Linked DNA regions of Homo sapiens: region 2 is linked to region 1. The links are chromatin loops, found by intact Hi-C in ENCODE. Cell type or tissue: heart right ventricle. All regions are shown on one strand. Links, peaks and the distances in the headings refer to the core of each region. The heading gives the core; the rest is flanking DNA. Region 1 has its middle 7.7 kb from the start of HCCAT5. Region 2 overlaps ZFHX3 (zinc finger homeobox 3).

Evidence for each region. Hi-C counts contacts between places; a loop is a spot of excess contacts. Peaks named below come from ENCODE experiments on the same cell type or tissue, not always from the same donor. Only the 100,000 strongest peaks of a DNase experiment are listed, where the experiment ranks them.
Region 2: a loop joins it to region 1, with 5 times the contacts of the local background. A loop is called at or near these places in 3 of 110 quality-filtered maps.

Annotation. Positions count from the first base shown.
Region 1 is chr16:73,083,286-73,086,100 of GRCh38, forward strand. It overlaps a transcript of ZFHX3 not described here. Among named protein-coding and RNA genes, the nearest start is that of HCCAT5, 7.7 kb to the right of the region's middle. In heart right ventricle, for the core only: no CTCF peak of the experiment used is centred there; no DNase peak of the experiment used is centred there.
Region 2 is chr16:73,019,422-73,022,236 of GRCh38, forward strand. All of the region lies in intron 1 of ZFHX3 (zinc finger homeobox 3), which reads right to left. Among named protein-coding and RNA genes, the nearest start is that of ZFHX3, 27 kb to the right of the region's middle. In heart right ventricle, for the core only: no CTCF peak of the experiment used is centred there; a DNase peak (open chromatin) is centred at 1,120; H3K27ac peaks cover 2,378 bases.

The sequences.
Region 1 (2,815 bases), core at 236-2,735:
TATGAGCTTACTGCTAATGAGACCTCTTGTGATGGCACAAAGTGTGTCGGTAGGATGTGACATGGCTGGACAGGGACATCTGGCTTTTCTCTCCATTATGGTTCCCTTCTGTATCACAACTGGTAACACATCTGAATAATTATCTGATATATAAAACACAAAGGGTGAAAAGCTGTAAATGAATGGTGGAAAGTCTTGTGGTTTTCATGGTCAAGTGACTTTCTTTGTAGTCATGCCTTTCCTATTTCTTTTTTTATTTTTTGAGACAGGGTCTCACTTTGTTGCCCAGGATAGAGTACAGTGGTGCAATCTTGGCTCACTGCAGCCTCGACCTCTCGGGCTCAAGCCATCCTCTCACCTCAGCCTTCTGAGTACCTGGGACTACAGGTGCGCACCATCACACCTGGTTAACTGTTGTGTTTTTTATAGAGATGCGTTTTTGCCATGTGGCCCAGGCTGGTCTCAAACTCCTGGGCTCAAGCGATCTGCCCGCCTCAGCCTCCCAAGTGCTGGGATTACAGGTGTGAGCCACCATGCCCGGCCTTTCCTATTTCTTTCCTATAGGCCAGAGAAGATTCCACAGATACCCCAGAACATGCCTCCACTGGAAAGACCACACAGCCCCAGGGTGACACACCTGTTCTACGTGAGGTCTAGGGCCATGGTTCTCAACTGGGGCTGACTTTGCCCCCCACATCCCAAGGGACATTTGGAAGTGTCTGGAGACATTTCTAGTAGTGACAACCGACATCTCATGAGTAGAGGCCACGATTCTGATAAATATTTGGCAATGCACAAGACACATTACCTCCACCAACAAGGAATTATCTGGCTCAAAATGCCAATAGCAATGATCTTAATAAAAATGTCATCAATGAAAGCCTTTAAGATCTAGAACAAGAAAAGAATGCACACTTTCACCATTTTTATTCTTGACAAAGTTGAAGTCCTAGCCAGAGAAATTAGGCAAGAGAAAGAAATAAAGTGCATCCAAACTGGAAAGGAAGAAGTCAAATTATTACTGTTTGTAGATGACCTATTTTAGAAAAACTTAGAAACACCACCAAAATAACCTGTTAGAAATGATAAACAAATTCAGTGAAGTTGCAGGATACACAATCAACATTAAAAAATTAGTAGCATTTATATACAACAACAGCAAACAATCTGAAAAAGAATGTAAGAAAGCAATCCCACAGCTACAAAAATATAAAATACCTAGGACTAAATTTTTTTTTTTTTTTTTTTTTTTTGAGATGGAGTCTTGCTCTGTCACCCAGGCTGGAGTGCAGTGGCACGATCTCGGCTCACTGCAAGCTCCACTTCCCGGGTTCACACCATTCTCCCACCTCAGCCTCCCAGGCTGAGACTACAGGTGCCTGCCACCATGCCCGGCTAATTTTGTTTTGTATTTTTAGTAGAGATGGGGTTTCACCGTGTTAGCCAGGATGGTCTCGATCTCCTGGCCTCGTGATCCGCCCACCTCAGCCTCCCAAAATGCTGGGATGACAGGCATGAGCCACCGCGTCTGGCCATACCTAGAAATAAATTTAACCAAATACATGAAAGATCTCTACAAGGAATACTATAAAGCACTGATGAAGGAAATTAAGGAGGACACAAAAAGATCAAAGATAGCCCATGCTCATGGATTGAAAGAATTAATGTTAAAATGTCAAGAGTACTACCCGAAGCAATTTACAGACTCAATGCAACCCTTATCAAAATACCAGATGTATTCTGCACAGAAATAGAAAAAAAAAGTCCTAGAACCACAAAAGACCCCAAATAGCAAAGCAAACATGAACAACAAGAACAAAGCTGGAGGCACTGCACTACCTGACTTCAAAATATACTACAAAGCCATAGTAACCAAAACAGCATGGTACTAGCATAGAAACAGCCACATAGACCAATGGAACAGAATAGAAAACCAGAAATAAGTCCACACATTTACAGCATTTACAACTCATTTTATTATTATTGTTTTTTTGAGATGGAGTTTTGCTCTTGTTGCCCGGGCTGGAGTGTAATGGCACAATCTTGGCTCACTGCAACCTCTGCCTCCCAGCAAGTGATTCTCCTGCCTCAGCCTCCAGAGTAGCTGGGACTACAGGTGTGCACCACCACGCCCAGCTAATTTAGAGATGGGGTTTCACTATGTTGGTCAGGCTGGTCTTGAATTCCTGACCTCTAGTGATCCGCCTGCCTCGGCCTCCCAAAGTGCTGAGATTACAGGCATGAACCACCACTCCTGGGCTACAACTCATTTTCAACAAAAAACATGCACTGGGCAAAGGACAGTCTCTTCAATAAATGTGACTGGGAAAATTAGATAACCATATGCAGAAGCATAAAGCTAGACCCCTATCTTTCACCATAAATAAACATCAATCAAAATAGACTAAAGACTAAATCTAAGACCTGAAACTATGAAACTCCTAGAAGAAAACATTAGGGAAACACTTCAGGACATTGGTCTGGGCAAAAATTTTGGGAATGAGACTTTAAAAGCACAGGCATCAAAAGCAAAATTAGAAAAATGGAATTACATTAAGCCAGGAAGCTTCTGTACAGCAAAGGAAACAATTAGCAAAGTGAAAAAACAACCTACAAGAATGGGGGAAAATATTTGCAAACTATGCATCTGACAAGAGATCAGTAACCAGAATATATAAGGAACTCAAACAACTCAATTGCAAAAAAAAAAAAAAAAAAAAAAATCAAATTAAAAATGGGCAAAAGATCTAGACAGACAGACATTTCTCAAAAGAAGACATATGTATGACAAATGGCCAACAAGTATATTTTTAAA
Region 2 (2,815 bases), core at 121-2,620, 64 kb before region 1:
TTACAGGCCACCACAACCCTTCCACCAAGTGTGAACACACATACACTTCCTTACCAAGGTGCCCACCGGAAACCCCTGCCTGGACCCCTGCAGCCCTCCCAGCCACACTGCAGCATCGAGGGAACAGCACTTTGCCTCCCCAAACCTGCCCTGGCTACTGGGTGACCCCGCTCTGCTATCCCCACCTTCACCCTGAGATGCACAGACTGTCTGCTCTAAAGGGCATGAACCTGGAGATTGTGAGTCATCACGACGCGCAGGAAGCAACGTCTCAGTCCAAACCCTGAGCCCGTTCCTAGAGAGCCTTCTCCGCTCTCTCACCCCTCATCCCACGTAGAGCAATCAGGGCTCACCCGCCCCCTTCCCTTTCTCTATGGCTTCTTCAAGATCTCCTCATCCATCTGCCCACAACTGGAACTGTTTATTTGTTTAGCCCACTGGTAAGAAAAATGAGAGAGCGGGCTGGCATTCCTGGCTGGGCATAAACACGTTTTTAAAAAATGTCTGTTCCAACTCTGTCTGGGTCCCGTACTGAGCCCTTTAACCTCCTGCAAGCACCATGGAGACATTCCATGGGAACTATCACCATTCGTTATCATCGCTGAAAGACAAAATCCACTGTACCCTGCAACATCTCACACAGATCCTTCACATTCTTGGTTTGAGAGCTGACTATGCAAGAAAAAGGAAGCACCATGACTGTGGGAAAGGCCACTGTCACCAGGACAAGAGGCACCAGCAAGAGCCCTGCATCAATTACTCTACAGAGGCACCGGGAGGCCTGATTTTAATTTTTTAAAAATACATTTAATGAATCACATACGCAAACTTTACATTGGCAGAACACTCCCTTAGGATCATGAGCAAATTTCTGATCAGATCAAATAGCAAACTGCCCAAGGAAACCACGAAGAGGGGTGATGTTGCTATCACACTATCAAAAAGTAAAGACATACTTCTGATTTCTCACAAGAAATTTCCCAACAAAAGCTCTCTGTCTTAGATTCCGAAAGAAAAACATCCCCCACACAGAGTGTAAGGGCCAAGAATGGCCTCACCATATGGGACAGCTTCTGAAATACACAGAAAACGGGCAACGCGGGACCCATGGGACAAACCACTGTGTAGCCAGCTGCCCCGGCCAGGCCCGTGGTGTTGACTTTGGCAGTGCTTGTCGACCATGACTCAGCAATAGTCATCGAAACTGAAATCAAGTGGAACTGATCAGTTCAGACCTCCAATGTTGAGTTTGACTCAACGATTCTTCAATGCCCCTGGTCTTCCTGAAATTCTCCATTTAAATATTTACTGGTTTAAGGGTAAAGTCAGGGAGGCACGGGCATGGTTGTTGGACCTTTTCTGTCTTATCCTATTCAAATCTGGCTGAACTGAGTAAAACGTTATGCAGCAGGATGTCTTCCTATATAATCCACTTCATCCCGCCCCCCCAATACTCTTCCATAGGGGTTCAAATGCAGATCTGAACCAACTGCTCGATGATCCCCCAAAGCCATTTAGTCTCTGAGCTTTTCTCATCTACAAAATGAGATGTGTCCCCACTCTGCATACCGTATAGAGCACCTGCAAGGATTAGTTGAAAGGGTATAGGCCCAAGGACTTTGAAAAATGAAGCTCCTTAAATTATTTTCCCGATGTCCTCAGACAGACTTGGCACCTTACCCTTTTACTCATAATTAAAGATTTGAGCAGCTAACTCAGAGGCCTAATTGTGATGCTAAGTAGACATATAGTGGCTCAATAAAAGGAAAGACTGAAGGGGTTTAGAGCAGCGAGGAAAGACAATCGAGGAAACGGGGCTCGAGGTTCTGGGACGAGGGCCTGCTGAGCTGGCCAGCCCAGCCAAGGCCACAGGGATACAGTCCTTCCAGTCACTCAAGTTAAAAATCTTGCAGTCACCCTTGACTCTATGTCCTGTCTTGTCCCATATCTCCCTTCAAAATCTATCCAGAGGATAAGCACCTGGAGCAGATCGAATAGCATCCCTCCTAGAACTCATGTCTACCAAGAACCTCAGAACATGGCCTTATTTGGAAATAGAGTCTTTGAAGTAATTTATAACTAAATTGAGCTCAGACTAGATCGGGGTAGGCCTTAAATCAATGACTGAGCCAGGTGTGGTGGCTCACACCTATAATACCATCACTTTGGGAGGCTGAGGTGGGTAGATCACCTGAGGTCAGGAGTTTGAGACCAGCCTGGCCAACATAGTGAAACCCTGTCTCTACTAAAAATACAAAAATTAGCCAGGTGTGGTGGCGGGCACCTATAATCCCGGCTACTCAGGAGGCTGAGGCAGGAGAATCACTTGAACCTGGGAGGTGGAGGTTGCAGTGAGCCAAGATCATGCCACTGCACTCCAGCCTGGGTGACAAAGCGAGACTCCATCTCAAAAAAAAAAAAAAAAAAAAAAATCAATGACTGGTACCCTTAGAAGAGGAGGGAACACACAGAAATGCACACAAGGAAGACAGCCACGTGTAGACGGGAGGCAGAGGCTGGAGTGACACAGCTCCAAGCTAAGGAATGAGTCTTTACTCAAATGTCACCTTCTCCGAAAGCCTTTCTTCACTGTGTCCACCGAACCTGCCAACTACTGCTCACCCCCTGCCCTCGTCCCGCCTCCTCTCCACAGCATTTAACATCATCCAAAATACTATAATGCACTTAGTAATGATGTCCAGTGAGGGAGATGAGGTAGTATAAGCTCCAAGCAGACAAGCATTTCTCTCTTTTTTTGCCCCCATTGGAGTATCACCGGCACCAACAACAGTGTCTGGCACACATGGGACTCTCA